2 separate regions of the Homo sapiens genome follow, and region 2 is linked to region 1. The links are chromatin loops, found by intact Hi-C in ENCODE. Cell type or tissue: uterus. All regions are shown on one strand. Links, peaks and the distances in the headings refer to the core of each region. The heading gives the core; the rest is flanking DNA.

Evidence for each region. A loop is a pair of places that touch in the nucleus more often than their neighbours do. Peaks named below come from ENCODE experiments on the same cell type or tissue, not always from the same donor. Only the 100,000 strongest peaks of a DNase experiment are listed, where the experiment ranks them.
Region 2: it touches region 1 in a loop (5-fold over the local background); 3 of 110 quality-filtered maps call a loop at or near these places.

Annotation. Positions count from the first base shown.
Region 1 is chr15:25,703,233-25,718,405 of GRCh38, reverse strand. It overlaps ATP10A (ATPase phospholipid transporting 10A (putative)), which reads left to right. Exons shown (of 21, transcript NM_024490.4): 8 at 7-224; 9 at 1,482-1,676; 10 at 4,165-4,732; 11 at 10,106-10,209; 12 at 10,304-10,430. Among named protein-coding and RNA genes, the nearest start is that of LINC02250, 130 kb to the right of the region's middle. In uterus, for the core only: a CTCF peak has its summit at 8,122 (motif pointing right); a DNase peak (open chromatin) is centred at 8,119.
Region 2 is chr15:25,766,758-25,781,930 of GRCh38, reverse strand. ATP10A (ATPase phospholipid transporting 10A (putative)) reads left to right here. Exons shown (of 21, transcript NM_024490.4): 2 at 708-912. Among named protein-coding and RNA genes, the nearest start is that of MIR4715, 74 kb to the left of the region's middle. RefSeq lists an enhancer at 11,658-12,159. In uterus, for the core only: no CTCF peak of the experiment used is centred there; a DNase peak (open chromatin) is centred at 6,255.

The DNA.
Region 1 (15,173 bases), core at 3,501-11,500:
CCGCAGCGCAGCGTCTGGCCAGGTACCAAGAGGCAGACTCGGAGGAGGAGGAGGTGGTGCCCAGAGGGGGCTCGGTGTCCCAGCGCGGCAGCATCGGCAGCCACCAGAGTGTCCGGGTGGTGCACAGAACCCAGAGCACCAAGTCCCACCGGCGCACGGGCAGCCGGGCCGAGGCCAAGAGGGCCAGCATGCTGTCCAAGCACACGGCCTTCAGCAGCCCCATGGTGAGTGTACAGGGCCTCCTGCTAGGGTGCTGCCACGTCTCTTCCCCATTTTCACCATCCCCCGCTCATGGAAGGTGTCTATATTTAATCCTACAAATACACTGTCGCTGGGCGGCTTGGCTCTACTCAGCAGAAGCTTTTCTGGCCAACACTTTCTCTCCACTGTCGTCTTTTCCAAGACACTGACATGGCCCCTTTGCATGGCTTCTAAGGCTGGTTGATTGCTGGCAAGTCACCCAGAAAGGGTGACAAAGAGGAAGCCCGTGCTGCCAAATGAAGCAAATAAAACCTCAGGACAAGATGACAACCGCTAAAAAGCAAAGCCAACCCCTCCCAAGGGAGTTTTAATTAGACGAGCCCAAATCCATAAAATACTTTCTGCCTGGCCTTGTCAGCCGCCCAGACATTAATGGACCACCATCATCCAGCACGGAGAGGCGAGAAGTGAGCAATAACCTCTGAAAGAGCCTTTCACTTCTGAAATGTTTTACCAATGCAGCAGAGGGGATGAATCCCCCTTGCTTACTCTGTGGTGGCCTCATTCTCTCATGTGCTTCTAAACCCACAGAGAAGCTGCCATCTAAATAGGGCTGATTTCGAGTTTTGGACGCTGATTGGTGGGTTTCTACAGGGCCCCTGGGAGTGGGGGCTCTCACGCTTGGCAGGAGGGAGGCTGCACTGGAACAAGGTTTCCTGACAGCATTTTTCAGTATGAGTCAAGAGTATTTAAAGTATTCAAACTTTCTCGTCTAGCAATTTAGCGATTCAGCCAAGGATTGCTACATATGGAAGTTTATCAATGTGTAATTTACATCAGCAAAACTGAAAGAAATTTAAATATCCAGTGATAAAGGGATGGTCAAATAAATGATGACATATCCATTTTCAAGTTGTTAAAATGTGTTTTTAAATAATTCTTAAAAGCCTGGAAAAGTTCAGACAATTAATAATGTTTTGGAGAAAATGGAAACCACCAATATGTATATAAAATATTTTGATTATGTGAAATTTAAATGTAGAGCGAAAAGACTAGAGGGCAATGCTGAAGCATGGTTTTCACAAAGTGGATAGAAGCTCTGTATATTTTGTGCAATTAAAATTGTAAGTAATTTACAATTATAAAATGACATATATGTATATGAGAGATGAAGTTCTGTTTACAGCTTATAATAAAATCAAAGTACCTTAAATAGTCACGCCCCAAGATCCTCGGCAGGCTACTGGGTGGGACTCACTGCCAGCCTCCCTTTCTCCCAGGAGAAGGATATCACGCCCGACCCAAAGCTGCTGGAGAAGGTGAGTGAGTGTGACAAGAGCCTAGCCGTGGCGAGGCATCAGGAGCACCTGCTGGCCCACCTCTCGCCTGAGCTGTCTGACGTCTTTGATTTCTTCATCGCACTCACCATCTGCAACACAGTCGTCGTCACGTCCCCGGATCAGCCACGAACAAAGGCAAGTTCTGGAGGGTCCCTGAGCTTGACCTTGACCTTCTGCGCTGCGGGCCATGGTTGTCAGTCCTCCTGAGGGCAGGCGCCCTTCCCTTTCCTGCAGCAAGCGCTCTTGGCACATCGTGACCTAAGGGGGATGCGGTGGGGTGCTTCATACTGGGCAAAACAGTGCTTGTGGTTCTGCAGCGTTGGCCCCAGGCTATAGTGGGCAGGGGCTATGATTGGGGCCAAGTGGGAGGGGGCAGCCCACCAGAGATGACTTCTGAGCCTGGGAGGGGAGGGACACAGGGCAGCCAGATAGGCCAGCCTCAGGTAGGCAGGTGGGTGTGTGGAGGCCCTGCCTGCCTGGGTCCTTCCTTCGCTGCCTGGCCTGGGGCAGGGCCAGAGGGAGGCTACCCAGGACAACCTCCCCGAGCCTCAGGGTCCCAGATCCACACAGGAGAGAGGACAAGACAGGCCGGGGGCCCAGCTTCTGGGACGAGGAGCTTGCACATGGACCCTGACTCTACCAGCCATGCAGCTGGAGACACATTGGCCTCCTCCCTGTGCCTGGGGTGCCCGCCTGGGCCGTGGGGCCATGGGGAGGATTTATGGGGCATCGAAGATTGTTCTTCAATGAAAAGCGGTCGAGAATCGATCAGAGGCTACTTAGGACACTGGAAATATAGCAATGCTCAAATTGGTTTTGGTTCAGTCTGACATTAAGGTTTTCTCCTGAGAGAGGAAAGGTTGCACGTGTGAAAGCTCCTCTATCACCCAGTGCACCCCAGAAAGCCCTACAGTGGGCTAGGCAGTGTAGGGGGCACGGAAGCGTGATATGCATATGGAACCAGGCAGTTTTGAATGTTGAATGGGGTAGGTGTGTGTCATAGACCTCCCAGCCCCCGACTCTCCCAGGATCCCTTCCCAGCCTCCTGGGTCTGCCCTTCCAGCAGGTCCCTCCGCAGGCGATGTGGGGTGAACAAGGTGGCCTGTATTTTCTCTGCTGCAGCAGCATGTCTGGCAGTACCTGGACCCAGTGACTCCCAAGTGGACAGGCCTGCCACTCAGAGACCAGCAGGCTTGAGGCTTAGGCCGGCAGCCCTGGGCTGGAGCTGCTTCCCGAAGCTGCAGTTCATCTCCTGGCTGCCTCAGCATCTCCCATCTGGCCTCTGGGCTCTGCCCCCAGCATTAAAAACCCTTCTGGTGTATATCCCTGCAGGAAGTGCCCCTTTTCTGGGCTAGACCCTGACTGACAGATGTTAAATGAAGGGTGAGAGATGGCAGCGTCATTGAGGCTTGTGCTGAAGGTTACACGGCTTGAGTTCCACCTAGGGAACAGCCTATCAATCACCCACACTCAGGCTGCAGGTGAAGATGTCTCTGGGTGCATTTCTATTCCCACATATTGGTTGGTGAGCGCCACCTTCGAGGACATTTGGAGCCAGCAGGGATTGCTGTGCAGGTGCCTATGTCTCCCAGCTGGCTATGTAGCGTATTTAAAGTCATAACAAGACCAAAGGAAAAGCACCTGTATCAAAATCTGGCTCTATGCACCTTGCTTTACCAAACACCTGATTTTTCTGGAGGCTGTTACTGTAATTCACAACTTAGGATGCAATGGTAAAATTGCAGTTTTAAGAATTGCTAATTCAGTATTTTGGTTGTTTTGACATTTGCTCTTTCAATAAAGAGCAAGAAAAAAGCGTGGCTCTGTTGCCCTATCATTGAGCTTTTTGAAACTTTAACAATTGTGTGTGTGTGTGTGTGTGTGTGTGTGTGTGTGTGTATATGTGTCATTCATTTTGTTTCTTACTGTGGTGGTTAAAATATTGTTTCAATGTTTGGGATCCTCAATTTGTCAGTGTATTTAATGCGCTTAGAAGGATTATTTGGGGACTGGAAATGTGATTTGTATATTAAATTTTTATAGACATAATTCAAAGGAAGTATAAACTGATGGTTTGTTAAGTGACTTTTTAATTGGAAAAAAAATGCCCAGTTTTGTGCCAGGCAATGGTGAGCCTGCTCCCCTGAGCTGTTTTTTTGCAAAGCAAGGGGACACTGTAGTGCAGGGACAGCCCCAAAAGAAGCCTGCAGATGCCACCAGCTGCAACTCCCCTGCATACATCCAGGCCTCACTGATGGGCCCTCGGCAATCACGTTCTGAAAGAATCTTGCATAACCTTTGTTTAAGAGAAGTGGAAGAGGCCAGCGGACGATCTCAAGGAAGGAGTACTGTCTCTGCTTGCAATTTCTTTTTTTATTATTATTATTATACTTTAAGAAGTTTTATGATACATGTGCACAACATGTTTATTGCGACACTATTCTGCTTGCAATTTCAATGCATGCCTGAAATCTGGGAAATGGGAAATCTGTGCTCTGAGACCCCAGTGGGGAAGCGAGGTCATTGTTCCTCCAAGTGCCTGGAGCATCCTGTGGGAACCAGGGTGGGGCCTCTGGGGGACATAGCAGTTCCCTCACCTGCCTTCTGACCATTTCTCTTGCAGGTGAGGGTGAGGTTTGAGCTGAAGTCCCCGGTGAAGACGATAGAAGACTTCCTGCGGAGGTTCACACCCAGCTGCCTGACCTCAGGCTGCAGCAGCATCGGGAGCCTGGCCGCCAACAAGTCCAGCCACAAGTTGGGCTCCAGCTTCCCGTCCACCCCGTCCAGCGACGGCATGCTTCTCAGGCTGGAGGAGAGGCTGGGCCAGCCCACCTCGGCCATCGCCAGCAACGGCTACAGCAGCCAGGCGGACAACTGGGCCTCGGAGCTTGCTCAGGAGCAGGAGTCAGAGCGCGAGCTGCGGTACGAGGCGGAGAGCCCGGATGAGGCCGCACTGGTGTATGCGGCCAGAGCCTACAACTGCGTGCTTGTGGAGCGGCTGCACGACCAAGTGTCAGTGGAGCTGCCCCACCTGGGCAGGCTCACCTTCGAGCTCCTGCACACACTGGGTTTCGATTCCGTCCGCAAGAGGATGTCAGTGGTGATCCGGCACCCGCTTACCGATGAGATCAACGTCTACACCAAGGGGGCCGACTCAGTGGTCATGGATCTCCTGCAGCCCTGCTCTTCAGGTACTCCCACCCCTGCCCAGCTGCACCCCAGCTCGGGGGAGGAGGTCCTGAGAAATATCCCCACCCAATTCCTTCTCTTGAGTAAAGTGATTTTCATTAATCCTTTTCCAACAGAAATGCCCATTGGAGAATTGCATGGTTTCTTCAGATCAGTGTTTGCCTGTTTGAAGGGTTTGGACTAGGAAGTATTCAGGGGACTTCCATGCCTGCACACCCCCACCTCCAAGAACTGGGGGGTCAGAGGATACTTGAAGAGTGTCACGTTTTAAATTTGAACAATGAAGGTTGAGAATCTAGACTAGTAGCTCTAGAAAGTTCTTCCTGCCCTGTGGACCTGGTGCAGCAGAGAGATCCAGGCCACAGTTTATGGGGCTGCCTTGGGCCACAGTGGGGGCCCAGGAAGTAAGGGATGCTGGCCTCCCCCACTGCCCTCTGTTCTGGCACTTGGGAGGGGAAGGGCCGAGCCCCCCTCATAAAGGGAACCTGGCCACCCACCTCTCCCTCTGTGCTCAGAGGACGGAGGAGTGCAGCCTCACCTCCAGGGAACTGAACTGGGTGGAGGTGAGGATGCTGCAGGAGCCTAGGGGCCCTGCTGAGGCTCTACTGCCTGCCACGGGCTTCCTATTTGCTGCACCTTGGAAGTACCTCTGGGCAGCAGCTGCTGGGAAATGCTATAAGCCGGTTGCTCCCTTCTGGAGCTCCGAGTTGGAGCTAGGGAGTACTTTACCTCCCACTGGCCTTTCTTGCCAGCATCTCAGTGCCTCAGGAGAGGACCCCTGGCACAGAAGCCCAGGACCACTCATGATGGAGAATTGGATGGGAGGAAGAGCTTCATACAGGAAATCCATGTCCCCATCACAGAGCTGTGACCTCCAAAAGGCAGCTGAGCTAAATCTGCAAATGTGTCTCTGAGAGGAGTTTGGATGACCTTCCATGATGATGACCACCGCGGGGCGAGATCTTCCCTTTCTCCCACTGCAGTGGCTCTGCCTTGGAGTCAGCAAAGAATCCAATTCATGGACACAGTTTGAGTTCTAGGAAGCTTCTTCTGAAAATCGATTCTTGTTTACATCCACACAAAAGAAAAACATAAATAGGGCAATTATCTGAGTGATTTCATTCTACAGCAAAAAAAAATCTCTCTTATTCCACAGCCTTGGGTTCAAGACAACATAAGGGGTCCTGGGCTTCAGATTTCACAGCATGACGGGTGATGTCTAAGGGGAAGGCATGGAGTGGCCCTGGCATGTGGGGGCTGCCCAGCGCTGGCAGGCGAGGCCTGTCCAGTCCTGTAGAGCAGGGAGCCCTGTGAGCTGTGCAAGGAAGGCCGCAGCACTTGCCGGGCTTGTCTTTGCTGGCAACATATTTTTTTACATGAGTAAAAACCTCAAAAGCAGAACACACACAAAAAGAACTGCTGTCACTAAGTCTCACTAATACCATCAGCCATTATTTCATAAAAGAAGGACCACATTTCACACTCCACCCCGTCCCCCCCAAAAAATTACCAAGGATAACCCAGAAAACTGGATGCCTTTCAATTGAATGAATTTAGCGTCACGACCTGCTCACTCTCCTACTCCTGCTTTTCTGGTACCTTCCCAGAGTGGATAGAGCATTATCAAGAGGCAGGGCCCCCCTGCCTGTTCACTAGCAGGTGCCGAGGGCCATGGCAAAAGGAACAGTGGTGGCCTGGCCTCCAGAGGCCCCTGAGTGAGCCAGGGATTTCCTCGTTTGTCTGCAAGTTGGGAAGGCACCTGATGCCGGTTACAAGACAATCCACAATGCTCTCCTCCGACTCAAAATCAAACTCACAGTCGGGGTAGGGGAGCCCCTGCCCAGGCCGGGGAGCCTCTCAGACCTGGCATCGTCAGCGTGGCTTTGCTCTGGGTCTCAGGAAGGGAGCTTCCCATAACCAGGTAACTGCAGATAAGAAAAAGAACCTCAAATCCATGGCATCATGGAAGGGCCAGGTAATGACATTGTCTCAACTCTCACCTTATCAAAACCATGACATTGATAGGAAAAGTTAATCAAGGGCTTGTGTTGATCTCCGCCTTCCTCTGGGAATTTCCAAGCAGTGCATGAAGTCAGCTTTGGATAGGGAAGATCTACGTGTCAACACTGGGCAGGTTAAGGTTCAGGAAGTTCAGAGACCCCAGCAGTTTCCCAAGAGAACGACTACAGGAGGGCCCTGGAGTCCCCTCGAAGTTACCCACCTGTGACCGCCTGCCCTTATGCACAGATCATTCGCCTTTTACTTGGGGAGCGGTGGAGGGGTGTGGATAGGTGCAGACTCATTGCAGAGGGCTCACTGTGCCTGGGAATCGCTCTGCCTGTGTAAATCAACTTACTACCTGTGTGTAGGTGACAAACTGAGGAGGGCACAGAGGTGTCCCACTCCAGACTTAATCTGATGCCCTCTTCAGAGGGCTCGAAACACTTTCACCAGAAGAGGCCCGAGTTGGCTGAGCAGATAGTGGATGTGACTGTATGATATCAGCAGGATGGGGCCATGGCTCACCTGCCCTGGCAGGTGTGGTGTCAGGCAACAAGCAGGGACTCCACCCCAACCCATTCTCACAGATCTCTGTTCAAATCCCAGGTCTACACTTACGGCTGGGATGACCCTGGACGAGTCACTCACTCTGTGCCTCAGTTTCCCATCTACAAAGGAAATCACAGTGCCTGCCTCTCACGGGAAGTCCCCACATGAGCCCCTAGCTCAGTGCCTGCTGTTACATTGATGTCCAGCGTCCACTCGGTACCTTTCCCAAGTCTCTGGCTCCTTCTTGTTAAGATCCACTTGCTTATGCTTTGGTGGCGTTGCTACTTGGAGTGGTCTTTAAGGTGTAAACCTCAGGCCACTCTGCCTTCTCCCAGAGCAAGGACAGAGAGATGGCCGTAGCCCACTGCCTAGCGTGGGCCTCACACATTGATACCATGCAGTAATCAGTATATGTTTTTTGCATGATGAGTACATGCATGTACAAGCAGGGACTGCACGTTAGTTTGCCATTTTAATAAGATAACTCCTTATTGGGGAAATATCGCTTGTAAAGCTTAGAAGAAATGGAAATATCACTTGGAGCAATTTTAAAGCACGTGGTAAAATCATGAAGAGAGGCTACCCTCATCCCTCTGAGGGCCTCTCTGTGGGTCTGCAAGCACCACTCGCCAGCTGTCTCCTGGTGGGAACATCAGGTGCAGCCCACTGTCAGGTGCAGCTGTCTCGGCCCTGCTGTGTCTGGGGTCAGTGGGCACTGGAGTCATCTTCGCAGACTGCACCTGGAGCTGTGCCCCTTAGCCTCCTGCTCCTGCCCCGACCCAGATGCAGCCTCAGCGTCCTGCAGCACAGAGCTCTCGACTGTCCCTGCCCAGCAGGGGGCGCCGGGCAGCACTGGTCCCACTCCCTCAGGTGGTGTCACTCCTCACCCGAGGAGCTGAGTTCCAGGCACAGAATTCCTCCTGTCACCATAGGGAGACAAGACACACAGGACTTGGGTGGCTGTGGAACATCAGAAAGAAGGGGCTAATATTGCATGACCGTTGCCTAAAATGCAGTGTGAAAATTGCCATGCCTTCAGCTCGAAATCAGCCACCCCCAGCATCACTTCAGCAAGTGGAGAAGAGCAGGGCTGACTGAATGCCTCTAGGGATCCACACTCTGTTCCCCAGTACATTCTCCTTCGGAGGTTCCCCCAGCTCCTCGGTGATGGTCTCCTTGGAGCTTGAGTTCTTCCCATCCTCTCCTACCCCCCATCAGAGTGTAGACCGATTCCAGCCTCCACAAGGGCCCCACCCTCCAAAGCCCAGCCTCGGTATTCCGCAGTGACTGCCCAGTGGTAGGTGCGGCAGGACATGTAAGGGAAAAGTCACCCAAGAACGAGGGGCAGATCTCGCCAGAAGGGGCACAGGTGTGTGTCCATGTCTGCAGGAGAGGACAACGGGCTCAGCCACTTCTGCCTGGCAGGGCCAGGTGCTCCCTGTCACTAGGCTCTGTGCAGATGGCCCTGCAAAGAAACACCCCATTGTCCACCTGAGAAGCAGACACCTGTGGGGCCGTCTCCTCGTCTGGGGCACCCAGGGTCCCGAGTGGCCCATCCTCCCTCCCTGGGCTCGGTTCATTTTGTTTTGGAGAGTGGTTAATCTCAGTGTCACACCCGGTACCACCGCACGTCCCAGTGCACGCCACATGTCACCTCTCAGGACAATGGGACAGCTTTATCAAGAGTATTTCAATTCCAAAACCCCTCAGTTAGGCACGGCTTTGCTCGAGGAACAATCTGATTCTGGGAAAAGGTTATCTGCATCTTCTAAGAGTGTTACCACGATACCAGGAATACAAAGATGAGTTTGAGCATCATCCTTTCGGGAAATGTAAATACCTAAAGCAAAGGATTCTAGGGCAACTGTTTTTCTTCCCCATTATCAACTCCATAAAGAGTCTTTTCTGACTTCTTTTTCAATTGTCCCCTCCTGGCCTTTTAATAACATAGATATGCTGTGTATCTGTTTATGTTCTATATGTGTACTTAGACTTTGTTTAGAAAAGAGTAAGATTTTTCCACCTCCAAGAACCAGTGATCACTCCCTTGAGGGCTCTGTCACCCCTGTGGAGAATGCAGCACGGTCAGGCATGTAAAAGGGTCTCTTACCGGGTCCTCTTTCAGGTGGTGGACTTAGATTAGTAGATAATCCTTCCTGGGCCACGGGCCTCATGACTGGTCAGTAGTGTTGCCAGATTTCACAAACTGTATATATAGAATGTCCAGTTAAACTTGAATTTCAGACAAACAAATCCTTTTTTAAGTAAAAGTATGTCCTATGCCATATTTAGACATCGTTTGTTGTATCTGGCAATGCTACTTGTAAGGATCCTACTCTTCTGAGGATAGAAAGTGCACTTCCCATTAAGTAAGAATTTTCATTAACAGGAAGAACGTGAGCCTCCATTTAATAGGCTGGGCAAAAGGATGCCAAATGACTTTTGATGTAGTTTTTATTTTCATGAGCTTATTTCAACAAAGGATGTTAAAAACAGCCAAACATCAGCAGGGCGCAGTGGCTCACATCTGTAATCCCAGTACTTTCGGAGGCCGAGGCGGGTGGATGATTTGAGTCCAGGAGTTCGTGACCAGCCTGGGCAACGTGGCAAAACCCTGTCTCTATAAAAAAATAAAATAAAACAGTCAAACATATTGATGAGACTCTTTTTTAAAACATAACAGCTCATTTTTGCTTTGAATTCTATATGAAAATTTGTGCTCTATTCGCAAGTAACGAACAGACGTGGGGTAAATCTCGGAGTGTCTGAAGACCATTCCACAGGCGCCAGTTCTTACCCATGTTTCTGCTTATTCTCCAACCTAGTTGACGCCAGAGGGAGGCATCAAAAAAAGATTCGGAGCAAAACTCAGAATTACCTCAACGTGTATGCGGCGGAAGGCCTGCGCACCTTGTGCATCGCCAAGAGAGTGAGTGGGGGTGTCTCCGCGAGGGTGCACGTGCAGGTGGCCGCCCCACAGTGAGCAGCGCCCGGTGCAGCACTCAACAATGTATCTCCCATAGGTTCTGAGTAAAGAAGAGTATGCCTGCTGGTTGCAAAGCCACCTAGAAGCCGAATCCTCCCTGGAAAACAGCGAGGAGCTCCTCTTCCAGTCTGCCATTCGCCTGGAGACCAACCTGCACTTGTTAGGTAATTAACTTGAGAGTCGCATGCCTAAGGGCAGTGTGGAGTTTGCAGGGACGGCCCTGGAGGGGTGAGTGCTCTTGTCAGCGGCTGCTCCGCAGGCTGGCCTTGGTTAGGGAGCCACCTGGCAGGACGCTGGCACAGCCGAGGCGGGAGGGTGCTTGCCTGAATCTTCTCCTAGTCTCATTTCTGTGAGGTGCACGTGCTGCCCCCCAGGCACCCCAAGACAGCAGCTGCCACGCTTCCCCTTAACCTGGTTTCCCACCAAAAATAGAGCCAAGGAGTGAGATTTCTGACAGTTGGGAGTTGAAAGGATTTTCCCCTCGGGAAACAGGGAAACTTTTGGGACCCAGAAACTGCTGCATTTTGCATCTTAGGAATGTTTCACAGATTCGAGGTGAATGAAAAGAAAATGGGCTCATTTTTACTGAAATATGTCCACATTTCCAGCTGTGTTCATCTTGGTACTTAATAAATGCTAACTAGTATTAGTGATAAATGAAGGTATTTATTATGTTAATGCTTACTTTAATACTTAAAATATTTATTTTCCTATTTATTAAAGCATTCATTAAATAGCCAAGTCATTGTATACATGCTCTGTGTGTCCTTGAAGAGCTGGTGTTGAGGATGGTCCACCCCCACCTCCATCTCGGGTGCTGTGAGTCAGGTGGTACTTCTCGAGCACAAAGCCCTGGGCAGGTCATCTTCACTTAACACAAAAAGGCGGTGTTCACTTGCCCTCTTTTTCTGGGCAGAGGAGTTGGGATAGCTATATATTTACATCTACATTTCTAGTATAATACATAGTTAAGGTTTGCATTTAATAGCATAATGTACACTAGGCATAACATATATCTGCACACATTTTATATATTGTTTGCCCACAGAATCTTATAGGAGGCCACACATTACTTGGAAAGCCCCGGGATCCAGGGGCCCAGTGGCACCATGAGTGGCAGCCCTGGATGTGAATTAAATGGAACACCTGAGAAATGGCTGTGCCTGTTTTAGGCCCTGAAGTTTTGGCTTACTAAAGCAGGGCTGCTGTCGTCTGGACTGATTGGGCTTCCCCGGAAGACAGTATTGTGCAGGCCTGTGGGGTAGGAGGCATCTGCTGGTTGTCCCAGACGTGCCCGCCCAGCCTCATTGACCAGGCTTGTTTTTAACCCTTCACTGTGGGGCACCTTCCCCAGGGAGCAGCTTTTCCCCTGGACAGCACTAACTTCTCAAATGGAGTGAAATTGGCCCTCCGGTGCCATTTCACAGTGCTTGCTGGTTCCGCCCCCTGGAGTAATGCAGACAGAATCTCCTCCCTTTTCCACATGATGAAACCTTGACTATTTGGGGACATGGCTGTGAGTCCCAGGCTGCCCCTTCTCCATCTTCCCTGCTCTCAGAGCCCAGGAGCCCTGACTCAGTTGTCCAGCCCTGCTCTGCCACTGCAAGCTGGTCATGCGGGCTGGTCATGCAGGCTGATCGGACAGCCTGGGGCAAGTGGCTCAATCCTTTTTGCATCCAAGTTCCGCTCTGTGGTAATCCCAGTGTTTTGGGCTCTTGTGAGGGTGAAAGGAAGGGATGACGGGGGGCACTGAGCGTGGCGCAGGCACAGGGCCTGGCACTGAGCGGTTGTGTGGTGAGTCTCCTGGTTGGTGCTTCCACACCGTTTCCACCCAGCTGGCCTCTCCTCTGCAGGCTTTCTCTGGTGATCGTGCATCGGTCACCTCTCTTGGCCCGGATGCTGCAGCTCTGTTAACATATCCTAAGTTGTTAACGGCCCCTGCGGCACCCGAGGCTCATGGTTAACTTGAGTTCCAGTCATCTTCTTAGGCCTTTTTCACAGGGATTCCTTGCTTGGATTCTATAATTTTTACTTGGGCAACTGTGTGAAGATCTAAAATCAGAGTTGTCTACCGATCCCCTGTTCCACTTCCTCTGATTGGAGTCGGGATCCCGGTCATCAGCGTTTCTCCAAACTGATTCCACCACATCCCGCTGTCATCCTCAGGTGGATTCCTTCCCTCCAGGTGCACGTGAGGATGGCTCTGAGATGTGTCAGCGATGGAACTCCTGGGTTGCCCACATGGGTGCCAGCCGTGCACTGGAGCCTGCTCACGCCTCCTGGCAGAGCTCATGGATACATTTTGAAGAATTTTGCAGTAGCCCACATAAATGTTCAGGAATCTCACGTCGCCTTTTGATGCTATGTTAGTAGATTGAAGTCAGCCAAGGTGGGAGTATTTATACCACAGAAATGAGCAAATGCAGTAAATCGACCTTCCTCCCACAGACCGGTTGTTAACCACTTACCATCTCCTGCTACCTGATATGTTTATGTTTCAAATGACGAGGCCTGAGCTGGAGAGTATGGGAGCCACCCACCACCTTAGCGTTCACATGGCTCAAACGCGGGCACTGTGTTCCAGCTCCTCAGCTTCATTAAGAAAAGTGAAGCCAGCCACTTATATTTTTACTATTCCAAAGCCAAATCTTTTCATGAAGGTGATTTTTTTTGTTTTTTTTTTTTGTTTTTTTTTTTTTGCTTTGAGACAGAGTCTCACTCTGTCACCTGGGCTGGAGTGCAATGGTGCGATCACAGCACATTGTGAGCTCAAATTTCTGGGCTCTAGTGATCCTCCCGCCTCAGCCTCCTGAGTAGCTGGGACCACAGGCGTGTGCCACCAGGCCCAGATAAATTTTTACTTTTTTTTGGTAGAGACAGGGTCTCACTCAGGCTTGTCTCAAACTCCTGGTTTAACGTGATCCTCCTGCCTCAGTCTGTCTAAGTGCTGGGATTACAGGCGTGTGCCCCTGCACCAGGCCCAGGTGCTTATCTTAAATAGCATCAGAGAACCATACATAACTATCTTCAGCAGAAAGGATCTCCGTTCTCTCCATGCTCTTGAAATTTTCTTTTCCTTAATGCTCTGGGCAGGAACCTAAATTCAAAGGATACTCTTGCTCATTTTCCCCGGCGTCCTTGCTAGTTTCTCTAAATGTCTAAAACTTCCTCGTTGGTGAAATCCTTTCCCCTCCCATTCAAAGCTGTGTGGCACCAAGCACAGTGACGCTGGGCTCTGCACACCACCAACTCCTGAGTTATGATACTCAGAAATGCCAGGCCTTCCAGAGGGTCAGGTCGTAAAGACAGTGGCATTTACTCAGAGTCACATAAATTATATCACAAACAAGTACCTTGGAAAGCTGAAGAAAGCCGCTGTGCCCCAAATCATCTTGAAAGGCTGCTGCCTGCAGGTACTCTTTCCTCTGCCATGTTTCATGCCGAGGTGGGGGTCCCTCCCATAACTCCTTTTTCAGTTCAATGCTATTCTGCACCTGACTCAGGCTCACACCTTATAAAGGTGAGTGTTGGTGGGGTGACCCAGTGGGAGGCCCATGAGTTTGACCAAATAGCTCCTGAACTAAGGAGGTTCTGTTTTCAAGGTGTTAACTTTTCCCTGTGAAACAGCAGACACCCTCCGTACTGGAGTTTCCGGCAAGGCCTTCCCTGCTTTCTTTCTTGGCAGACATTTGACTGAGGGACTTTAGCTCAGCAGCTCGGATACAAAGGTGGGAGGCACAAGGTCCTTGAGGCAGGAAGTTGCCATTTAGAGAAGAGTGGGCAACTGCTTGGGTTATGTTTCAAGCACTGTAGTGGAAGCGTTATCCTGGCAAATTGTCAGTAATCCATCAAGGTTAGCCATTATTAGTCTTACTCTATAATCATTATTACTATCATTAAGTATGAATGAATTACTATGAACACACAGAGGAAGGCAAGACCATCCCTGTCTTCCCCAGACATCAAGGAACCTGTCATAGTACAAGTGACACTCAGGATGAGCCAGGGACACGGGCCACACACAGTCTGCCCCCCTACTAGAGCCCAAGGGCCAGGGTAGAGGAGCAAAGCTAAGGTCAGATGCCCTCCCGGTGCCCGGGTGGCTGGGGATGTGCTCACGGGGAGCACAGAGCGTGACCTGGCTTTCTTCCTGAGCAGGTCTTAAGCTCCACACGCTGTGTGGTCTTCCCAGGGTACTCAGGTTATAAGGTTCAGAGCAGTGTGCAGCATGGGTGCAATGTTCCCTCCTCCTTTCTGGGCCCTCCCCAAGTTCCCACATCACCTTCCAGTACATCCCCGACATGGGAGCTAGGCCCAGGCTACCTGAGCTGGAAGACAGCAGATCAGCCACTTGCCCCTGAGGGGGTCTTCTGGGGTGCTGGTGATGTTCTGCCCCCTAAGTTCAGGGCTGGTGACACTGGTATGTGACTTGTGAAAGTGTATCAAAGGAATATTTAAGAAATGTACACTTGTGTGTTTACTGTACCTCAGTTCTACCTTCCCCTCCCCATGCCTGCCATCCCATCATTCTAGAAGAAGGGGTAAGGGTGGCTTAGTTCGTTTGTTCTGCTGTCACACAATACCACAGACTGGGGACTTAAGCCACAGACATTTACTTCTTAGAGTTTTGAAGGCTAAAAGTCCAAGATCAAGGCTCTAACAGCTCACAATGTCTGGTGTGGGATCTCCTCCTGGTTTGCAGATGGCTGCCTCCTTGCAGTGTTCTCACACAATGGGGAGATTGAGAAATCACCTTTCCAATGCCTATTTATTTATTTATTTCTTGAGACAGAGTCTCGCTCTGTCACCCAGGCTGGAGTGCAGTGGCATGATCTCAGCTCACTGCAACCTCCACCTCCTGGGTTCAAGCAATTCTGCCTCAACCTCCCGAGCAGCTGGGATTACAG
Region 2 (15,173 bases), core at 2,924-10,923, 64 kb before region 1:
TGGAGTGAAAAATTCAAGTGCATTCAGTGTTGTGCAACTGTCACTAATTCCAGAATATTCATATCTTCCTAGAAAGAAGCCTCTTGCCGTTAAGCTGTGACTGGTACTCCCTTTTCCCCCAGCCCTTGGCAGCCACAAATCCACTTTCTGTCTCTATGCATTTGCTTGTTCAATGGAGTCATACAATATGTGGCCTTTATGAATACTCTTTTCTTCTTTTACTTTGAGTGAGCTTCAGTGGTATGAATATTCTTTTTTTTTTCCTTCTTTTTTTTTGAGACGGAATATCACTCTATAGCCCAGGCTGGAGTGCAGTAGTGTGATTTCAGCTCACTACAACCTCTGCCTCCCAGGTTCAAGTGATTCTCCTGCCTCAGCCTCCCAAGTAGCTGGGACTACAGGCACGCACCACCGCACCCGGCTAATTTTTGTATTTTTAGTAGAGACAGAGTTTCACCGTGTTGGTCAGGCTGGTCTCAAACTCCTGACCTCATAATCTGCCCGCCTCGGTCTCTCAAAGTGCTGGGATTACAGGCGTGAGCCACCACACCCGGCCAAATATTCTTTTTAAAACACCTGTTTATTATCAAAATTTTCAGCCTATGCAAATGTAGAAAGAATTGCCATATGAGCCCCACGTGCCCATCACCCAGATCCAGCCACGACCAATGTCTCGTGAGTTTTGTTAATCAAAATCTGTTTTCTAGGGAAGAAAAGAAATACGTGAACCGATTCTGGAAAGAAATCCACGTGGGAGACTTTGTGCGTCTTCGCTGCAACGAAATCTTCCCTGCGGACATTCTGCTGCTCTCCTCCAGTGACCCCGACGGGCTATGCCACATCGAGACCGCCAACCTGGATGGAGAGACCAACCTGAAGCGGCGGCAGGTGGTCCGCGGCTTCTCGGAGCTTGTAAGTGACCCACGTTTCCAGGGCCTTGCAGGCATTACAGCCACACAGTGTCCCCATGACAGCCTTCTGGGGCTCAGAGCACCTGCATTTTCCTGTCTGTCAGACCAGGCTGTTTTTCCTAGTAGACGAGTCTGAGGGTCTGAGAGGACCCCTGACCTACCTGAGCCCATGACCCGCCTGTGACTGTGGGAAGCAGGATTCAGTTTCTCTGACTCTGATTTCTTTTGTGCATGTCTAAGTTTCGCAGAATGTTATTTGTTCCTGTAAAGTTACAAGGAACATTTATGAGCAGCTGATGGTCAACACGTACCTAGCTGTTTCACTGGTTTACTAAATGGCAACGCAGCAGGAGTCATGGCCTGTTCCCACCAGGATGCTCAGGAACATTTTCTCCTCAAGGGTGTTTGGGTTCAGCGCGAGGTCTTCGTAGCTGAATCCTGCCTCTGGTGTGCCCTGGCCACCGTGCAGCAGGGTGAGGGGTGAGAGGCTGGAGGGAAGCACGTGTGACAGCTGCACACACCGACTCCATTGGGCTGCCCAACATCTGTCCCTGCTCCAGGGAGAAAGGGCCCCACCCGCCAGGTCTGTGCCGGGAGTGTGAGGTGCTAATGCCAGGTGAACTGACAGGGGCAGGAGCCCTCAGAGATCAGGAAGACCCTACAAGGAAATGGGCCTGGCCCGAGCCTTCTCCTCCCAAGCCTCCTTCTCCCAGCCCTGCTCTGGCCTAGACAGCAAGTCTGAGTCGGCCTGCCCTGAAGGGTGGGGAAGCCGGCCTCTGGTTCACAGGGAGGATGCCACTGGGCTTTTCCTCCTCTATCAGACAGTGCCCTCCCCCATCGGCCTCGGCACCAGCCCATCGGGCTTCCCTGGGGCAGTGGGCTCTGCTGTCTGTGGACCTCAGCGAGGGCACTGTAGGGAGTGGGGCGGTGAGCGATTGGCTGGGCAGGGTTGTGGGGGGCTCTAGCATCCCTGTCTCCGCTCTAGATGCCCCCGGTCACCGTCACAGGGGGAGATGCCTGACACACTTGCAGCAGGCCAGGTACTCCGCACCTCGCCCGCCCGGCCTGCCTGCGGCAGGCGTCTGCCTGACTGTTCCAACCGGGCTGATTTCCGCCATGATTTCCTCATTTACTCTGTGTGTGTGTGTGTGTGTGTGTGTGTGTGTGTGTGTGTTTTAACCTTCTTTTATGCCAAGTGTATTTTTGTGAGCTGCCTCAAATCTTTTTGGAATAAGGCAAAGCAGACATAAAAATTAAAAATAGTATTTTTTGTTGTTGTTAATGGAGTGCTCTCATTTAGATCAGGAGAGCTGGTGAAAGAGTTAGGGGCCCCTCGAGGCACAGCCTGGCGGCGCCCAGCTTCTCCATGACTGTGCTCCAGGGTTTGGTGATAGGTGTGGGCCCCATCCGATGCCACCCCCTCGCCCCAGGCCCTCGTGCCCACCCCCCACCCCCGGCTCTCTTCAGGAAGTCAGGGGCGTGAGCCCGTCTCACTCTCAGCTTCTCCCCTAGGCCTGGCCCCGTCTCCTCTGCAGGGATGTGAACTAACACTGACATCAGCCAGGGACAGCATCCCCTCTCAGTTCCCGGGGTCTCAGCTAGAGTTAGGGGCAGGCAGAGGGCTGATAGCTCGAATGTCACCTCTGAGAGGAGCAGCCTGTGCACACAGAGGGTGAGTGCCACTTAAACAAATGCAGATGAGTATCTACTGGTGAAACCTCAGACAAGGTGGAAAATACAGCAGAATTTAAGCACTGGAGGGTGGAGCATGCACACTTGGCATGGCAGGTAGGGGAACGCCGCAGATAGATCTCCTTGATCAACTCTCAAGAATAACTTCCTCTACTGGGCATGGTGGCGCATGCCTGTAATCCCAGCACTTTGGGAGGCCGAGGCGGGTGGATCACTTGAGGTCAGTAATTCGAGACCATCCTGGCCAACATGGTGAAACCCCATCTCTACTAAAAATACAAAAATTAGCTGGGCGTGGTGGCGCATGCCTGTAGTCTCAGCTACTCGGGAGGCTGAGGCAGGAGAATCGCTTGAACCCGGGAGGCAGAGGTTGTAGTGAGCCGAGATCACACCACTGCACTCCAGCCTGGGTGACAGAGCGAGACTCCATCTCAAAAAAAATAAAGAAGAACTTCCCCATTTCCTATCTTCTGATCTTCAACTTCTGAACCCAGTCGTATCTACAGTCCTCTCCCGCCCACTTTTTACCCAAACAATAACTGCAGCACTTCATAGCTCGGTGGTGCTTTATATAAATGAGCTGCTTACAAGTTAGATGTTTGAAACTCGAGGACGGCTGCAGACCAACACATCTACGTCACCCTTCTCAGGGCCCCAGGAATGCTGAGGAAGTAGCTTTGAGCCATGATCTGGTCAAAATGGCCAAACTAACAGCCTAAACAATTCTGAGGGTTTTTAAAAAATTGTTTTATTAGCACCAAAATTCTTTACCTGCATGCACATTCTGGTCCCAATTACCTTTTTCCCCCGACTTTCTGGGTTTTTTTTTTTCTCTTTCCCTAAAGGTCCAAAGACATTTTTTTGGTATCCAAATTCCCATTTATGCATTATATTCTGAAATCTATGAACCACCCCACTGAAAGTAAAGGAAGCAAGTCTCTTGACTTTTAAACCCCAGCAATTGAAAAACCACAAATGCCAAGAACATTTAAGTACTCTGTGTTTCAATTAGTTTTTTTGTAATACTGAGTTAGCTTGTCTCAGACAGGTTAAGAACTGGTAATAATCTGTACACTGACTTATGTGAAATACAATATAATATTTTACCAGTTTAATGAATGATCAGTTGGAAGTGGGAGCCCCTTTGCAAATCACTTAAATTAGAAGTGATTTGCAACGCTTAGGTTAAGGAGAAGAGCGGGCTGTGTCATTAATGCAGGAACTTAGGGTATCCAGCGGGGTCCAGTCAGGAGACAGAAACCACACATGATTCAATCAGAGAAAGTCTGATGTGAAGAATTCTTAGTTGGGGATTGGGTTATAAGAAGTAATGATATGTGAATTATATCTCAATAAAGCTGTTATCTTTAAAAAAATAAATAAAAAAGAAATAAAGAGGACCCTGAAGAATATAGGAGCCAGGAACAGTGGCTCACGCCCATAATCCCAGCACTTTGGGAGGCTGAGACAGGAGGATTGTTTGAGGCCAGGAATTCCAGACCAGCCTGGGCAACACAGAGAAACCCCATCTCAAAAAAAAAAAAAGAAAGAAAGAAAAAAAATTGCCAGATATCGTGGTGTGCAGCTGTGGTCCTAGCTGCTCAAGGGATTGAATGGGAAGGATGGTTTGAACCAGAAGTTTGAGGTTGTGGTGAGCTGTGATCATGCCACTGCACTCCAGCCTGGGGGACAGAGACCCTATCTCTGTCTCCAATATATATATATGGGAATAGCTGATGAAGGGACAGCCACTGCCCCTGGCTCTGAGACAGAGTTCTCCCACTCAGGGAAGAGTACCCTCCCAACCCCTGAACCATGGCAGGGGGCACAGCCTTAAATTTGGGGATGGCAGGAAAGGTACTTAGGGGCTGTACTGGTGGAACTTGCTAGAAGCCTTCCCTTGGGGACCGGGGAGGCTATTGCCAGGGAGGTGCCAAGCATAAGAACTTGCTAGATGCCAGGAGCAGTTGCTGGACGCTGCTGGAGCCAGGCCCTCGCTGCAGTGGATGAAGACTGGTGACAGCTCTCTAGACAGCAGCGCCGTGGAGCCCCACCTTTGAGAGGGTGCATGGAGCAGCAGCCTGGGCTTGAGAGGGCCCATGTTGCCTGCAGGAATATGTCCAGGGTACCCCGGACTGAGAGATGGGGAAAGTGTGGAGCAGGCCAAGCCCTGGAGAAACCTGGAGGGAGTGGGCAGTGCGGAACGGGTACACACACACACACACACACACGCACGTATGCACACACACGCATGCACACACACACACACCCCACCTAAAGACCAGCCATGGGACCAATACGTGGAGGACTCAGGCCTATTCACCAGTGATGCCCAGTATGGAGCAGTGAGATGAGTCCAGGGGGCTTTTGTTAGGGGTTTGGGGCCATGAGAGGTCAAGGGAGGTTCCAGAAAGAGGAGCTTGAAACTGACTCTGAAGGCCAGGATGGAGAGGTCTCAGGTGCCAGGCACTACAGGGAATGACGTCCGTCAGATGGTGCCCCAGAGGCGGAATAGGGTTGTATTTAATGAAGAGCATTTGAAAAAGTGCGCAGTGTTGAGGGGCTACAACAAAAACCGGAAGGCGGTGGGCATGGCCCACCCAGACCCCAGAATCTGAAGGCGAGGCCTAGACACCGGGCTGATGGCTCCGGGACCTTAAATCACCCAGCTATTTCACTTCTGGCAAAAGAAACAGAGATCTTGAGACGTAAAGATTTGATGTAAGAGTTGGAGTTGAATGGATGTTATCCAAGAATTGAGAGAGGCCCCCGTGTGGAGCATCACACTGTCAGGCAATGTCTCACATTTGTTCAGCCTCCTGCACGCCAGGCCTACTGTATCTCCCACAACTGTAGTAGAGCAAACATTTTTAAACACAATTTCACAGAATTTTAAGTATAAATCTTGTGAGATAATGATTATCACACCAATTTATAGATGAGAAACAGAAAAAGTGAAGTCAGGAGATTCTCCCAAGGTGCCTCCCCTCCCCCACCCCATCCGTCAGTGTGGATTCGGAGCGGGTTCCTCCACTTTGCGTGGGGTGTCTGCTGTCTCTCACCTGCACATTCGTGCAGCCCTGCCACGAAGGTGCATACGTTCAGATGTTCTGTGGGTAGCAGTTTCTAGTTCATTTGTAACATTTGTCATTTCTGCAGAACTAGGAGATCCCTAGACTGATAATTTTATATAAAACTCAGTGTTTTCAAAGACTCATTTTTGTAAGTTTTAATTCATTCAGCAGATACGTACTGAGCATTTATTATGTTTCTAACGCCATTCTAGGAGGTGCATTGATCAAAACTGGGGAACATCTTTCCTGCCATAGTGCTTACATGATCTATGTGAAAAGTTGGATAGACGGTTGAAGTCTTCGGTGCTAACTGTAGACGAGAAAGCAGAAACAGGGATATGAAATGTCAGATGAGTGTTGGAATTTCAGCCGGGGTGAGGCGGGGACAGGGCTGTCCTGCTTGAGAACAGCTGGAGAGTCCAGACCCAGAGGACACGTCAGTGTCGGGAAGAGCCGTCCCAGAGGTGACTTCTGTGTGGGTTAATTTACTGAGAAAATAGTTTCCAACAGTTTGTCTCTTGGGTGGACCTGTTTGGATGAGTGCCCACAATCCCAGCCACACCCACGTCCTCTGTGCAGCGCTGTGGGGAGTAGTCATTGTCAGGCTTGCAGGAAGATCTGCTGCTGACTCTTCCCAGGCGTGTGCACATGTGTGCACGTGTGTGTGTGCACAGTGGTGCGTGTTCCAAATAAGGAAGAAAGATAAAAGGAGTATGGAAACTTCCTAGGCTGGACAAACACTGCTCTTAAACACGTACCTTCACAGTCAGGTCAGCAGTGATGCCAAGGCGGAGACAGGGTTTCCCCTCTGTTTTGTGAATACACTGTGACCAGTCCCTGGGGGGCCTGGTGTATTCAGGCTCTGACTCAGCACGGTTTTCTTTACAAAGGAGAGTCAGTCCCACCCCAAGTTACTTGACAGAATTCAGAAGCTTAGAAAGTGACTTCAAAAGTCCAAATATGTAGAAGACAAAATATTTTTTTTAAAAAACTGCTACCTACACATGCTTCCAAAATTGTCTCTATCACAGGAAAACTAGAAGTGAAAAAGTATAATTTGCAAGGTAGTTTTTGTACCCAAGTCTCTTTTTCCCTAAGCTTTTCAAGTTGTTAGTCTTTAATGAAATTTAGCTACATTGGCCGTGGAATTGAAGGAGGCAGCATAATCTATCATCTAAGTGGAAAATAAAGACAGCTGCCTGGGTATGGTAATTAGATCGGTCAGTTTTAAGCCTTTACAAAGAGGCTTCCATGTTTTTCTCTTATACATTCAAGGATAGTCAACAAGCTCATAATTTATACTGAGACATTTTTGTTTTTAAATTTAACAATCTCATAATTTTCTTGAAGGACATTAAATCTGTAACAGGAAAGACAGAAATAAATGACTTTGACAATACAATAACTTTATTTAGATTAAATTTTTAATTCTAACAAGTGTGGATATTCATAGAAATTCAGTTCTGTAGGTAATATGATTATTTGAGACATACCATGTTTTTTCATATTAACTGTGTTTATTTCATGGCAATATAAGTTTGGCCCGAAGAAGATTTTTTTTTTAAATTCTGGTGACTTCATAATGGATTCTTTGCCTTTAATTTATAGTCTATTAAATCACCATGTACAGAGAGTGCAGCACCAGCACTCTGATCTTTTTTTTTTTTTTTTCTTTTTGAGACGGAGTTTTGCTCTTGTTGCCCAGGCTGGAGTGCAATGGCACTATCTCGGCTCACTGCAACCTCTCTGCCTCCCGGGTTCAAGTGATTCTCCTGCCTCAGCCTCCCAAGTAGCTGGGATTACAGGCATGTGCCACCACTCCCGGCTAATTTTGTATTTTTAGTAGAGACGGGGTTTCTCCGTCTTGGTCAGGCTGGTCTTGAACTCTGGACCTCAGGTGATCCACTCATCTTGGCCTCCCAAAGTGCTGGCATTACCAGTGTGAGCTACCGCACCCGAACCTCTGATCTAAATGAATAAATTAATGCCATGAAGTTGATAATAATTTGGCTAGTCTGAAATATTTATCCAAAAAGATCTTCTTATATTGTGTGGAAACTTAAAATTTTTTGTGTGGTTGGAAATGATCATTTCTTATTCCAGAAGTAAAAAGACAGCCAAAGCAGTAAGATGTTTTAATTCTGTTCAAGGTAGCGTACAATGTGAAATGCTTTTTTTCTCTTTAACTATATTTTCACTGTTTAAAAAAAAAAACGGGAATTTAATAAAATTTCCAATTTTCCTAAATGTAGTTTAATTGCATCAGCAGTTGCAAAGGGTTTGAAACTTCCTCTGTGTGTATGTGTGTTTCTGGAGCAGGGATTTCCTTACCAGTAGGAAGAGGTGACAATGTGAGATCGACGCAGTTAACACTAGGCATCTCCTCATGAGTGAGTGAATATGTGTGTGTGTGTGTGTGTGTGTGTGTGTGTGTGGATGTTTAGGTGTGTATGTTTGTGTGAGTGTGTATGCAGACAGGTGTGAGTGCAAACATTTTTGCAAGTGAGTGTGCAAGTAAGTGTATGTTCCAAAGAAGAAAGCAAAATGAAGTGATATTGCTTTATTAGGTTGTCACTTTCTATTATCTCTAAATTTAGGAGAGGATAAATGTTCCCTCCTGGGCTAAGATATAGTGTTGCAGAAGTGGATTGCTCTGCAAGAGAGTGCTCCCTAGGGGAATCTGGAGTTTCCAATCTCACTATTGAGGACCTGCTGTGAGCCCATGCATTACGTGAGGGGTGCCCACGCAATCCACTTCTGCTGATTGGACTCTGGAACCTTTGTCCCTTGGTGGAGGCCCTGTGCTGTGTGTCATTTCCCTTCTGCTTGTTTTGTGAGCACAGCTTTCAACAAGAGGGAACTTCCTTGTGTCCACAGAGCACAATGCAAGACCTGTCAGAGCACCTCCGCAGACATTGGAGTTATCTTAATTTTGTGAATTGGTAAGAGCCAGCTTCCCTCGTTCAACCTATGCAATGCTTTCGGTTTGCGAGTGCTCCTCAAGTGGAAGGCTGTATTTTGGTTCTCACTGTGGTATTAGGGCTTCCTTAGAGTTTCGCCCGTCTACAGCAGCAGAGATCCATGAACACATTTGCAGTTTCATATAGTCACATAAACCAGACCTTATAAAGGAATCGACCTTTAAGGAAAGCAAGAACTCGACTTCAGGAAACACTATTGCCTACTGGGATGTGGATGAAACTGGGCTTCCTGACATCTCAGTTGGGTTTAGTGTCGAAATTAATTCAGGGCTTTTTCACCATTGCTAATGAATAATCCGTGTGCCAAGGAAATGACTTCGTGAACCCCAGTGAGACTTTTAACCAAGCTGAGATCAGGCCTGCAAACTTCTTCAATTTGTCAGTTTTCACAAAGCCCTTTTCAGTAGTGTGTCTGTCAGAAGGCCTTATGTTCCCCGCCTCCCAAAACTGTAAAAGGACAAGAAATGTGAGTGTCATTGCTGGCCACGCTGTCTTCCCTGGGGTTCCGGAGAGTGGGGGATTGGGTGCATGCCGGGGTGTTCATAGGTTAGGAATTGTGCCAGATCTTCAGGGTCGTTCCACTCACCTGTCACAACTGACCTTTGCCGCACTGGCACCAGCCCTTGGCGAGAAACAAGCCCTTTCATTTGTGTGGTAAAGAAGGCCAACTTCAAAGCATTATGGATGTAGGTTTGTTTTGGACAAAACTTCAAATAGCTGGTTTGCTCATCCGGCCTTTATCAAGCATTCTGGATTCTTGACCACCAGACAGGAAATTCTGCGAGGACAGACTCTGAGGTTGACATCTCCATCTCGGCCCAGTGAGCCTGCGTGGGCCACGGAAACCCCTCTCGGGGATTTTGAGTGTTGTTTTAAAGCTAAAAGTGGGCAGGGAAAGGTTTTGGGTGCAAAGTCGGGTTCTGAAGCTGAGATCAGACTGCCGCAAGCATCAGAGACGTCAGGGCCTGGTGGGTGGGTGGGGGACGTTCGGAGGAGAGAGCCCTACCTTTTCTGCAAATCTCCTATGGACCAGAGATTCAGCCACAGCCCAGAACCTGGAATTGGGGTGGCTCTGAGTCAGTGTTCAGAAAGCTAGTAACCCTTGATGACTGAAATGAGTGACTGAGGCAGAAGTATCAATCAATTGAGGTTTGTTAAGCCAGCTTTAGGATGTGTCCCGGTAAAATAGGAATCACAGACTGATTTCTGAAGAGGTTTTCAGGCCGGGCGCGATGGCTCACACCTGTCATCCCAGCACTTTGGGAGGCTGAGGCAGGTGGATCACCTGAGATCAGGAGTTCAAGACCAGCCTGGCCCACATGGTGAAACCCCGTCTCTACTAAAATACAAAAATTATCCAGGCGTGGTGGTGGGCGCCTGTAATTCCAGCTCCTTGGGAGGCTGAGGCAGGAGAATAGCTTGAATCCAGGAGGCAGAGGTGGTTGCAGTGAGCCGAGATCATGCCACTGCACTCCAGCCTGGGTAACAGAGTAAGACTCTGTCTCAAAAAAAAAAAAAAGGTGGCTTTCAGGAGGTGTAGTATTCATACATTTCCTTAAAGGAGGAGGAGGCACACAGGAAGAGGGGCAGGTAGGCAGCCAGGGAATGGTCACTTTCCTGTGAGACTTCAGTTGGTGTCCAGTAAATCCACATTTTTACATCAGACAAAGTCAATGTGTGAAGAGAAAAAGCACAGAGTCAATTATGCAGACATCTCTGGGTGGGTGGAGGGAGGAGTCTTGTCTTTGTTCTGTAGCTGGGAAGATAAGCCTCTAGTGGACATTATTAATGTGGAATCCAACAGACTTTAGTTTTAGAAGCTAGACTTAGATCGCAGACCTAATGTTTTTCTTTTTATTTTTTATAGAGATAGGAAGGTCTCACTATGTTGCTCAGGTTTCTCTTGAACTCCTGGGCTCAAGCAGTCCTCCTACATTAGCCTCTCAAAGTGCTGAGATTATAGGCGTGAGCTGCCGTGCCGGGCTCTTTGTGTTATGATTGGCATGTCCTTGTTTATGGGTGGCCAGCAAACAATGTCCTCATGAGTGATCCCGGGGGGCATGTTGTGCTGCACCCCTGTTAACCTCAGTGGGGAAGGCACAAGTCCAAGAGGCCGAAGAAGAGACCCAGAGCCAGCACTTGCAACACGGGGTTTGATTAGGGGCTTACACAGAGGGGAGAGAGTCTGGTGGTGGCGGGCTGAAAAGGAAAACCACTACCGCTTATAAACAGCATGCACTTTCTACAGCATTTTCACTTAACACCCTCCCCTGAACGACCTCTACCTGGAAGCCTTCATTTAACCCAAAATTCAGGGCCTCAATCCCCTGTGCGACCCGAGTTCCACAGGACAGGTGGGAGCTCAGATGTTTATCATAGACAAAGAACAAATCTCTGGGTTGGCCACGCCCAGATGTCCTAGCTCAGCACACATACTCAGGCACATCTGCCATGCAGAGTCATCCTCAGGGCAGGCTTGAGGTATTGCTGTCAGGTGCATTTGCCCTGCAGGGCAGCCCTGCAGAGATGCTGTAGGCCTCTTGCCTGTCCCTGGGGCGTTGGATGATGAGTAATGCCAGTGAGAGCGGTTCATCTGGAACAGGGTGTTGCCTGGCTCCACCTCTGGGCCTAAGTTTGGGGGTCCTGAGATTTATTATTTTCCTTTGCAACCCTCTGGTGAGAGTGACTACCCCCACTACTCCCTTCTCCTGGCTGGGTAACAGTGCCATCTGACACTGGGCACTTGCCTGTGTGAGGCCCTCATTCATTTAGTTCTCTTGGCAGCTCTGAGAAGGTGCTGTTATTACTCCCATTTAGCAAAGGAGCCACTGAGACTCAGAGGGAGTCAGCCCCTTGGCCTGCTGGGGTCCAAGTGAGTGGTGGGCCAGGTTCTGGGCCAACAGTTGGGGCGCAGGGCCTGGCCGTGAAGCCCCTCAGGGCCATCTCTGCAGAGCAGCGTCACCATTGCTGTCGCTGCTCAGGCTGATTGGGCTGGGCTGGGCCGATCCCCAACTGTGGTCAAGTCTGGAATGGCTGAAAACATGGGTGGGGCCCCTCCCCACCTCGCCCGGGTCGTGTTGTGATGGCTGAAAACATGGGTGGGGCCCCTCCCCACCTCGCCCGGGTCGTGTTTTAAATGCTCACCTCGTAGTTGGCTTGGGCTGCCATAACAAGGTGCCATGAATTGGGCGGCTTAAACTGCAGAAATTTATTTTCTCACAGTTCCGGAGTCTGGAAGTCTGAGATCAAGGTGCCGACAGAGTTGGTTTACTTGAGGCCTCTCTCCTGGGCTTGCAGGTGGTCGTCCCTCTGTGTATGTCTGTGTTCTGATCTCTTCTTTAAGGACACCAGTCCTGTTGGATCAGGGTCCATCTCAGTCACCTCATTTAACCCTTATTACCTCTTTAAAAACTGTCTTCAAATAAGGGCACAGTCTGAGGTATCCAGGGTTAGGATTTGAACGCATGAATCTGGGGAAGGTAGAATTCAACCCCTCACAGTGCAGGTTCGGAGTGAAAGTAACCGCCATTCCTGGATGGTGGCATCACCATGCTGATCACCTCAGATCAATCCATTTCACTGCATCCCAATTCTCTCCACTGTCAGGAAGAGGAAATGCTTTCTCATGATGAACCTACAGCTAGAAACTGCAGTTCCAGAAAGTTAGCTGAAGGCTGAGGCACCCGGGTAGGATGGCCACTTCCCCGGCTGGCTGCAGTGTTCTAGGAAGCTGATGGTTATGGTTAGTATATGCATGTCTTTTTTTTTTTTTTTTTTTTTTTTTTTGAGACAGAGTCTCCCTCTGTCACCCAGGCTGGAGTGCAGTGGTGCCATCTCGGCTCACTGTAACCTCCGCCCCCCCAGGTTCAAGCAATTCTCTGCCTCAGCCTCCCGAGTAGCTGGGATTACAGACGCCCGCCACCACCCCCGGCTAATTTTTTTGTATTTTTAGTAGAGACAGGGTTTCACCATGTTGGCCAGGGTGGTCTTGAACTCCTGACCTCATGATCCATCCGCCTCAGCCTCCCAAAGTGCTGGGATTACAGGTGTAAGCCACCATGCCCAGCCTATATGCATGTAAAAGTAAAAGCTCTGTGGATAACAGTGGATCAAAAGGAATTAGGATTTTACTATGGGGCAGACTTCGAAAATCTGATTAGAGTGTGTTTCAGTATTGGAGCGCGTGTGCATGCATGTGTGTGTGAGAGTCAAGGCACTAATAAGCAATGTCAGGACAGAAATTCTATTAAACATTTCCCTTAGAAATAGTGAGGGAAAACCTTTCAACCCTTAACTAAACTCTCCTTTAAAAGTTCTTAGCATTTCCTTCAAGGAAGACATAATTTCTACGGAAGCAATACGTAGTGTTTTTCCTGTTCCCTGCTTGTTTAACATTATAAAAGTAATCCAGACTTGTTTTACACCAGTAGTGAAAAGAGGGCTCTACCAGGCATGGTGGTTTACACCTGGAATCCCAGCACTTTGGGAGGCCAAGGTGGGAGGGCCACATAAACCCAGGAGTTTGAGACCAACCTGAGCAACAAATTGAGACCCTATTGCTACCAAAAAAAAAAAAAAAAAAAAAAAAATTAGCCCAGCTACTTGGGCAGGTGAGGTGGGAGGATTGCTTGAGCCTGGGAAGTTAAGGTTGCAGTAAGCCTAGATTGTGCCATTGCACCCCAGCCTGAATGACAGAGTGATACCCTGTCTCAAAAGAAAAAAAAAAAAAAAAGAGAGAGAGAGCTCTGCTGAGAGTCAATTAGAAATTGGAAACACAAGGCGGGACCTGGACCTGGACCTGGGTCTGGGGTTGAAGCACTTGGGGTGGACAGGATGGGAGTCCAGGTGCCCAGCCAGGAGCTTTGCCTCTCAGTCCACACTTGCAAGTAGAAGGAATCAGGAAGCACTGCTTTTCTTTTAAACAGACAATGCCATTTTTTCTCAGATTACATCTTTCACAGAAAGTCCACAGTAATGACTGTGAGCCACAGTGACAGGAGCAGTGGCCCAGGAGCCCCTGCCGCTCACCAGCCCACAGCTCTGGAGGCCCAAGCCACTGACCCTCCCTCCATCGCAGCTGCTCGCGTGCTGTGTCCTGTGAAGGGTCCAGCGGTTTCCTCGTCATGCCGGCCCAGCACTTGGGGTTCCCTCTGACCTGGCTGTCCCTCATCCAGTGCAGAGAACCAGCTGCCAAGTCCTGTAGATTCTGCACGTGCAAGTCCAGGAACCAGCCTCACAGGGGTGAGGGGACTTTGGGAGCCAGCCCTGGTGCGCCCGTTGGACCCCCTTGGCCCCATGTTCACCCCAGTGTCTCCCAGGTCAGGGATGCCCAGTGCCTGCCCATGCACCCATCCAGGTTGGCATGTTAGATGCGTCTCAGACAGAGGGCCCGCAAGGGTCCCATACTCCAGTGAGCACACCTACCTCTGTCTACAGCACAGTACTTCAGCGAGGTGACAGCGGCTGGGTCCTTGCTCACTGCAGTGGCTGCAGAGAACATCTGCCAGCACTTAGCACAGGCAGCTAGCACGCATTAGTTTTTAGCCTCTTAGTGTCTCATTGGCCGAGGTGGGATTCCCCTGAGGAGCTTTAGAAGTCCCAAAGGCCTGGGCTCACCCCTGCATTCTGACTCCCCTCATGTGGGGTGGGCCAGGCACTGGGGTGCTCCAGGCTCTTCTGCACTAAGAACCACCACGCTGAGATAAGTACAGTTGCTTCCCTATTTTACAAATAAAGGGATCCAGGTCTGGACAGGTCAATGGGCTCACCCTACTATGCAGCCAGTCAGAGGAGGGGCTGTGCTGCAAACCCAACATTGGGCTCCAGATCCTGTTCTTACAGCACTCCCCAACCCCATGCCTCTCTGCCTGAGCCCTGGTTCATCCAGGTCTCCCAGCAGACTCGCTGTCCGGGATGTGGCGCAGCCTCCATCCATCCTCTGCTTCCTGGTGACAGCAGCCTTGCATGGCACCCCCTTCACCGTCTCAGGGGTGCCACAGCGTGTCCACCCATCTCCTCTCTGCAGGAAGCCCTACGTTCTGCTGCAGCACCTGCCAGAATGATGCACCAAAATTGCAGTTCTAACCTTGGCACTCTCAGGCTGAAAGGCCTGCAGCGGTGAGTGTCACCTGTGAATACCATGGTAAAGTTAGGGAATGGCTCTCTAGACCAGAACAGGCAGAAGGGAATTTGATTGCTGCCCACACATCTGACTGTAATGTGCTACGTAGCGGAGCAGCCCTCTTCAAAGAAATTGCTGATGCCAAGAAACCAGGCAGGGCAAAGTGTGTGTATGTGTATATGTCTGCCTGTGAATGTCCATGTATTAAGTTATATGGGGCCCATTAAAGTTTTTTTTTTTTTTTTTTTAGAAACAGTTCCACTAGTTTAAAGTATGGACAAAACCCCGATTAGAGTATTTTTCGGGAGTTTTTTGGGACTGGTGCCTTCTCAAGCTGCAGCTCTAGTCCCCGTGGCACCTAGCTGTGTTCTAGGATGTTTTGCTGAGGCCCGAG